Regions from separate parts of the Homo sapiens genome. Here region 1 is linked to region 2. Evidence: read pairs that join two places in POLR2A ChIA-PET (ENCODE). Cell type or tissue: GM12878. All regions are shown on one strand. Region 1 overlaps NT5M (5',3'-nucleotidase, mitochondrial). Region 2 overlaps MPRIP (myosin phosphatase Rho interacting protein).

Region 1 (4,000 bases), 150 kb before region 2:
AAGGTGGGAGGATCACTTCAGCCCAGGGGGTCACAGCTGCAGTGAGGCGGGATCATGCCACTGTACTTCAGCTGGAGTGACAGCAAAACTCTGTCTCTCAAAAAAGAAAAAAAAGAAAAAGAAAATTAAAATACAAATCACAGACTGGGATAAAATATTTGTAAAACACATTATCTGATAAAGAACTTGTTTCTAGCATATCTAAAGAACTCTCACAACTCACAAACAACTCAATGAGAAACGAGGCAAAAGACTTGAACATTTCGTTACAGAAAATATACAAAGGGTTACTTGCTTAAAAACATGTCCAATGTCATTAATCAAGGAAATGCAAATCAAAACAACAATGAGACACCACTCCCTGCCTATGAGAACAGCCAAAATCCAGAGCCCTGACAATACCAAATGCTGACAAGGATAGGGAGCAAGAGGGACTCTCATTCACTGTGGATTTTTTTTAAGAGACTTTATTTTTTAGAGCAGGTTTAGGTTTACAGCAAAATTGAGCAGAGGTACAGAGTTCCCATATACCCTCCACTCCCACACAACGCACAGCCTCCCCGATTACCAATACCACAGAACGCAGGATACCGGGAGTGAACCCTGATGTAAACTATGGGCTCTGAGTGACCATGGTGCACTGACGTAGGTTCAACAGCTATAATAATGTGCACACTGGTGGGGGCATTGTGCCTTTAGCTCAGATTTGCCTGACAAGGGTCTGTTAGGTTTATCAGCAGCTGTTTGGAAGGAGAAGGGCTGCTCATCACCTGATTACCATTTTGGTTCCTGAAAGCTCTGGGGAGAAAATAGTTCAGCCCAGATGAATGTAAAGGTATCCAAGCATAAAGCGGTGCTGTCGTTCTAAACCAGAATCAGGAAAAATGCCTGCCATGGAACCTAAAACTACATGTAGCTAAAGAATTGCTGGCAGGACTCCCAGGGGAGGCGCTCTCTCCAAGACCTAGGAGTGCAGGCAGGAAGTCCATGAACCACCTCGAGAGCAAAGAGTTCAGTGATTACCAAGAAGACACAGAAGTAAAGGGGGATGCTGGCAGAGGACAGTGCTGGAAAAGATCAGAGGGGCAGATGGCTGGCAGCTCTCGACCCCACCTCCCTGCCCTTCCTGCTCCGCGTGGCTCACAGGCCCATGACCAAATGGACACATCAGAAATAAGAGATCTATGAGCTAGACACAGTCCCTAGCAGGCAAAATGTTGGAAGGGACAGAGTCCTGCTCCACTCAGATGAGCAGATCCCAAGACAGGTCTTAAATCAAGGAGGGTGGGGTATGCAGGTGTGGAGTTGGGTGAATGACACTGCTAGAAAAATAATACCATAGGCCGGATGCGGTGGCTCACACCTGTAATCCTAGCACTTTGGGAGGCCGAGGCGGGTGGATCATGAGGTCGGGAAATCAAGACCATCCTGGCCAACACACTGAAACCCTGCCTCTACTAAAAATACAAAAAATTAGCCAGGCATGGTGGTGGGCGCCTGTAGTCCCAGCTACTTGGGAGGCCAAGGCAGGAGAATGGTGTGAACCCAGGAGGCGGAGCTTGCAGTGAGCAGAGATCGCGCAACTGCACTCCAGCTTAGGTGACACAGCGAGACTCCATCTCAAAAAAAAAAAGAAAAGAAAAAGAAAAAGAATACCATAAAACTGGAGGTTTTCAAAATGAATGGCTTGATCTAGGACACTTTAAAGGTATTATGACCAGGCACGATGGTCTGGGAGTTAGAGGCTGCAGTGAGCTATGATCGTTCCACTAGAATCCACCTGGGCAACAGAACGAGACTCTGTCTTTAAAAAAAAAATTACATAAATAAATAAAGGGATCATGCACTTTTGTCTACAATCCCTATTACAATGATGAAATGGCCAGATCTAACTAGAAGGAGTGAGTTAGCTTTGGAATTATTAGCCATCTGAACAGCCAATTTTATTTTATTTTTTGGAAATGTAATTCACATATCATAAAATTTACCAATTTAAAGTGTACAATTCAATGGTCTTTAGTGTATCAACAATGTTATGCAACCACTACCACTATCTAAATTCCAGAATGTTTCCATCACCCCTAAAAGAAACCCCATGCCAATTAGCATGAACAATTTTTAAAATAAACACGGTATGGGCCAGAAACACGCCAAGAAAGACACCATGAGCCCCACTGAGATGGCAGGGGTGACACTGGGGTTCAGGAGCTCCAGGGGAAGCTCCTGAATGCTGGCAGTGTGGCCGTGCCATCCCCAAAAGAACCTAGGGTTTCTTTACATGCCAAGAGAAAGTGCCAAGTCTTTTAGCCTAAGTCCTACAGGGAGTAACTGGAAAACGTACTGGAGCAACTGGAAATTTAATGTAAAATATGCAAAGAAGGCCGGGTCCAGTGGCTCACGCCTGTAATCCTAGCACTTTGGGAGGCTGAGGCAGGCGATTGCCTGAGCTCAGGAGTTCAAGACTAGCCTGGGCAACACGATGAAACCCCATCTCTACTAAAATACAAAAAATTAGACAGGTGTGGTAGCATGTGCCTGTAGTCCCAGCTACTCGGGAGGCTGAGGCAGGAGAATGGCGTGAACCCGGGAGGCTGAGCTTTCAGTGAGCTGAGATCACACCACTGCATTCCAGCCTGGGTGACAAAGTGAGACTCCGTCTCAAAAAAAAAAAAAAAAAAGAAAGAAAGAAAGAAAGCAAAGAAATGTAATTCATTATCTTAAGTTAAAAAAAAAATGGTCTATGTTGGCCAGGCGCGGTGGCTCACACCTGTAATCCCAGCACTTTGCGGGGCTGAGGCAGATGGATCACCTGAGGTCAGGAGTTCGAGACCAGCCTGGCCAATGTGGTGAAACCTTGTCTCTACAAAAAATACAAAAATTAGCCGGGCATGGTGGCAGATGCCTGTAATCCCAGCTAGTCAGGAGGTTGAGGCAGGGGAATCACTTAAACCCAGGAGGCAGACGTTGCAGTGAGCTGAGATCACGCCATTGCATTCCAGCCTGGGCAACAACAGCAAAACTCTGTCAAAAAAAAAAAAAAAGTCTACGTTTTTACGTTTTTATTTCAGGTTAGAGGAAGAGGCTCAATTAAGGAGTGGGTTTTTTTTTTGTTTTTTTTTTTTTGAGACGGAGTCTGACTGTCACTCAGGCTGGAGTGCAGTGGCACCATCTCGGCTCACTGCAACCTCTGTCTCACGGGTTCACGCCATTCTCCTGCCTCAGCCTCCCAAGTAGCTGGGACTACAGGCGCCCGCCACAACGCTCGGCTAATTTTTTGTATTTTTAGTAGAGACGGGGTTTCACCGTGTTAGCCAAGATGGTCTCAATCTCCTGACCTCATGATCTGCCCACCTCGGCCTCCCAAAGTGCTGGGATTACAGGCGTGAGCCACCACGCCCAGCCAGGAGTAGGTTTTTGTTTTGTTTTGTTTTGTTTGTTTTTGTTTTTTTGAGACAGGGAATTACTCTGTCACTAAGGCTGTAATGCAGTGGCATGATCATAGCTCACTGCAGCCTTGACCTCCCAGGCTCAAGCAATCCTCCCACCTCAGCTTCCCAAGATGCTGCAACTACAGGCACACATCAGCACGCCTGGCTAATTTTTTTTTAGTACAGATGGGGTCTCATCATGTTGCCCAGGCAGGTCTCAAACTCCTGGGTTCAAGTGATCCTCCTGCCTCAGCCTCCCAAAGTGGTGGGATTACAAGCATGAGCCACTGTACCCGGCCTGAAGTGGGAATTTTTGACATTTATTCTAAAAATCAACGTCGAATCAGGCAGACATGTCATCTGGAAACCAGACTTCAAATCAGAAGAGCACATTCCCCTTCGCACCCAAGCCCCTCCCTTAATTTGGCTTGTGATTACTCCCCTTGTTGAACTGGAAAATCTCAGAGTAAAATGCCATGCCTGTGCATGAAGAACCTGACACGGATTTTCAAATCTCTCTAGGGGGTGAAAAGGTACAGGTCATGCTGCTTAAGTTTCAAGTCAAGGAGTCC
Region 2 (4,000 bases):
GCACAGGCTTCCAGCTCAGAGGGCAGCGCACTGTCTCCACCCCTGCCCAATGATCCACTCAGACCCGGGAGGCTGTGGACAGCGCGTCCTCTGAAATGCTGGTCTCCACACCTGCCTGGGGCTGGGGCACCATGGGTGGATAAAGAAACTGACCAGCAGAAAGTGACTATTCTGCACGTGCAGGCGTGCACACAAGGTAATTACCCACAAGCCTGCAGAAACTCACACGAGCACAACTGCCTCGCTTTCCCATTCATATGTGTGGCACAGCTTACTGGCTGGTGCTAGCATACTACACATAAATACATTTATAGGAAAATAATTAAAATGCTGAAGTCTATCTATTTGAACTTCTTCCTCATCGGTAAAGCTGGGAAAGCTCACTACTGTGTAGCTGGTGCCAAGGAGCAGCCTGAGACCCCGCCTGCAGCTGTCCCTAAGACTTTCCTCTCCCCATACAGAAACCAGTTCTACTTCTTCACTGTTCTTCTTTCTTCCCTCTGGAATTCAGGGGTTAAATCCCTTCCAGGGTATTTGGATGCCTGCAGGAAGGAAACTGGAGAGAGGGCCCAGCCCTGTGCAGCACAAGGCTCCCTGCTCAGTGTGGCACCAGTTGGGCAGCCGTCAACATCTGTGCCAGTGTTGCCACCTGGGCAAGTCTCTGTTCCTGGGGCATGTCCAGGTGCAACATGAAGAACATCGTCATCCTTTCTCGCCTGGTTCACTCCATCGCAGGATGGAGCCCACCAGCAGGGAACCCAGACTTCCTTGACCCAGATGGTGGCTGTCCCTGTATGAGGGCTCTTCAGAAACGCCAGGACAGGCCCAGGGCATTTTCAGGAGCTCTTAGCAAAGCAGCCTCAGTCCGTTTCCTGGCAATACCCTACACTAAACCAGCCTCTGGGGAGAGACCTGTGGCAGGGAGGAATGCAGACGCCCTGCTGGCCTGTCTCTGACCCCTCACATGCTGCACTCATATTAATTTTCCAGGATTCCTGAAGTCCAGCCTCAAGGGATATGTGACAGAAAAAAGGGAATCAAATGCTCTTTTGTCCTATGGGCAAACTTGCTTTAATTTAAAGCACTGTGAGGGCTGAAGGCAGATGATCCTGTCTCCAAGCATGGACTCTGGCCAGAACCCCCTGGAGGGCAGAAGGCAGGGAGCTGTCTGCAGAAGGGCCAGTGGGGTCCACCCCCAGGGGCAGCAGGGATGGTCACGAAGGAAACCATGCCAGGAAGGGCAGGTGGTGGACCTCAGAGAACGGCACAAAATCGTAGCACCCAGACACGAGGCAAAAACTCCTATCTGGTCAGATCCTGATGCACTCCAGGTCCCTGTCTGTCCTGGAGCATTCGTGTGACCCAGCAGTGTCCTGGAGACAACAATGAGGCTGTGGGGGACAGCGGGGTCCCGAATGTTCCTTCTGTATATTCCCATTGACACAGAAAGGTCATAGTGCATTTCTCAAAGCACTGCCAATCTAAATGGTCAGGGGGGGTCTGATAAGTATATCTATATCTGATATGGGGCCTTGCTTTGTCACCCAGGCTGGAGTGCAGTGACACGATCATGACTGATTGCAGCCTCGACCTCCCGGGCTCAAGCAATCCTACTACCTCAGCCTCCTGAGTAGCTGGGACTACAGCTACGCAACTGTGCCACCTCAGAGAAGTAGATTTTTAAACAAACCCAATTTTCTCTTGCTGTTAACAACACTGAAGACTAGTAGCAGAGGAGTGAAAGTGTGGGTTAAGAGCCTTAAAAACTTGTGGAAAGGGCTCGATGCCAGTGGAGAGCACTTAGTTATTTCAGTGAGAAGAGAGCACCTAAACCTGGGTCTGAAAACACATGAAAACTCCAGGCCTTGCTCCCGGCCCTTCTGCACATTGGGGGCGGGGCCAGAGCTCCACTGATGGCCTTGCTCATGACTTCATCTAGAAACTGAGCAACAGGATTTCTAGATTTCAACGCCCAAAGCATCCACCCACCCACAGAGACCATCACACCAACACAAGCATGAATACAAAGTGAAAGCATGTTCTTGGCATGAAAACCATCTACTCACACCCCACCTTGCTCCTAAAGTAGCAGAACCTGTTCCACCAGCCAGGGGTTTATACTCCCTATCTTAATGGGATTAATGGTTTTCATGGGGCCATAATAGACTCCAATTTAAGAGATTTTCAAGAATTGCCATAGAATGTTTTGTGGTGGTTAAAAAGGTCTTCCTCAAACTGTTAGAAAAAGCAAAATTGTTAGTATAGGTTTACTTTAACCAGGCTCTTTTAAAGATAAATGCTGCAAGATAGGTTTTCAGAGCTCAGATTAATTAAATGAGAGTTAAGATCGGAGTCTCAATAAACACTAATGTGCTGTTCTCATCAGATTCTGACATCCTCTGTACTTTCTTCTTGACTTAACAGGGGTCTCCTCTCAACCTTTTCCAAAGCAATGTGACGGTTTCTTTTCCAAAAGGTAAAAAAAAAACCCAAACCCCCAAACCTTCCCCCATTTTGAATGATTCCTGGGGGGAATTCATTTGTTTTTTGCAATCAGAGTCTGAAACCTGGGCTGCAGGTCAACAATCTCGAGCAGTTATGAAAAGACCAGGGTTACTGGAGACCAAGAAAGGAACGAGCGGAGGAAGGAAGGAAGGAAGGAAGGAGAGGGGCCGGGGATTTTGTGCAAGATTTAATAAAAAACAAACAAAAATAGGAATGGTTGCTTTCAACATTTTCCAGGTTGTGAAAGGTTTGCCACGACTCTCAGGGGTGTGGTTCTAAGCTGCATCAGTGGAACAAATACAAAATGCTGTCCTCCTCCTGGGCTGGAAGGCAGTGCACTTTCTCCTCTTAACAGCCAGACTAGCGGGTGAGGAGTCAGTGCTGTGACCCAGGCCAAGCTGGAGTGTCCGCATAGCTTTTTCTCTGACCAGTGGGGATTCCATCTACCTTGAGGCGTGCTGGCTGGGCCCCGTTTCCACACCAGCACATGGTGAGACAGGGTAGCTTATCAACAGGCTGCTGGGCCTTAATACTGACAGTGAGTGTGGCGGGTCACAGCCAGGAAAGGACTAACACAGATGCCCTCCCAGCCCCCACTGCTGGCCTAATTTTAGAATACCACGGAAAAAAGCTTTGATGAAGACAACAGGAAGTCAACACAGCAGAGAGTGGTGTGGACAACCCAGAAGCCAGCCTCACGCATTCCATGCCCACAGTTAACGATGACAACAACAGCAATAATAATAATAATAATAAAACAAAGGTACAGGTGAAAAGCAGCGCTTGGGGTGTGCTGCTGCAAGCTGGGGAAGGCGCGTGCTCAACTTGGATGGGACACACCTAGTCTTTCTTCAAGTCCCTGGATTCAAAGAGCTTCAACCGTTCTTGCACCGTCAGGCCTTCCTTCAGACTCTGGGTAGAGACAGAGCAGGAGGAGAAAATAAACACACCGTTAGACCCCCTGCACTGGACCGGACCGGACCAGACCGGACCGCTGGTGGAGCCGGCATCAGTCAGAGAGCCGGGTGCAGGTGCGGTTAGTGGGCATGCCAGGAGGAGAGTCCCCGGGAAATGCTGTTATTGGAGGATGTTTTCCCCTTCACAAAATTACTTGGATGAAAAAGGAAAAAAAAATCAGAGAGACAAGACCATGTGTTTAAGCAGCTAAATTCTGAGCTTAGGGCTCTTTAGAGAAGCAGTGATCAAACGAATCCAGCCAGGGAAAACAGTGCAATGAGCAAGGAGACTGCCCATCCCCGTGTCTTGTCTTGTGAATGGATTTGTCCACATCCAGCTCCAGAGATTCTTCACCTGACAGCCTCAGCTGAGGAGGACCAGATGCTCCAGGGAATCCCCAGCAGGATGGGTGTCCCGGGACAGGGCCTCGCTCCTACAGTGCCTCCGCAGCACCTGCTGCCCTCAGACCCATTTCTGGCATTCCCTCATCAGAGGCCTGTGAGTGTTATGGGGATGTGGGAACACGCCAACGTATCTA

The links. ChIA-PET counts read pairs that join two places held together with the same protein. Peaks named below come from ENCODE experiments on the same cell type or tissue, not always from the same donor. Only the 100,000 strongest peaks of a DNase experiment are listed, where the experiment ranks them.
Region 1: POLR2A ChIA-PET joins it to region 2 with 5 read pairs; 3 of 35 experiments call an interaction of 5 or more read pairs at or near these places.

The regions. Positions count from the first base shown.
Region 1 is chr17:17,329,421-17,333,420 of GRCh38, reverse strand. All of the region lies in intron 3 of NT5M (5',3'-nucleotidase, mitochondrial), which reads right to left. Among named protein-coding and RNA genes, the nearest start is that of NT5M, 28 kb to the right of the region's middle. In GM12878, no CTCF peak of the experiment used is centred here; no DNase peak of the experiment used is centred here.
Region 2 is chr17:17,184,240-17,188,239 of GRCh38, reverse strand. It overlaps MPRIP (myosin phosphatase Rho interacting protein), which reads right to left. Exons shown (of 24, transcript NM_001364716.4): 24 at 1-3,417. The coding sequence ends at 3,346. Among named protein-coding and RNA genes, the nearest start is that of PLD6, 20 kb to the left of the region's middle. RefSeq lists enhancers at 1,852-1,921, 1,952-2,151, 2,939-3,439. In GM12878, no CTCF peak of the experiment used is centred here; a DNase peak (open chromatin) is centred at 1,966.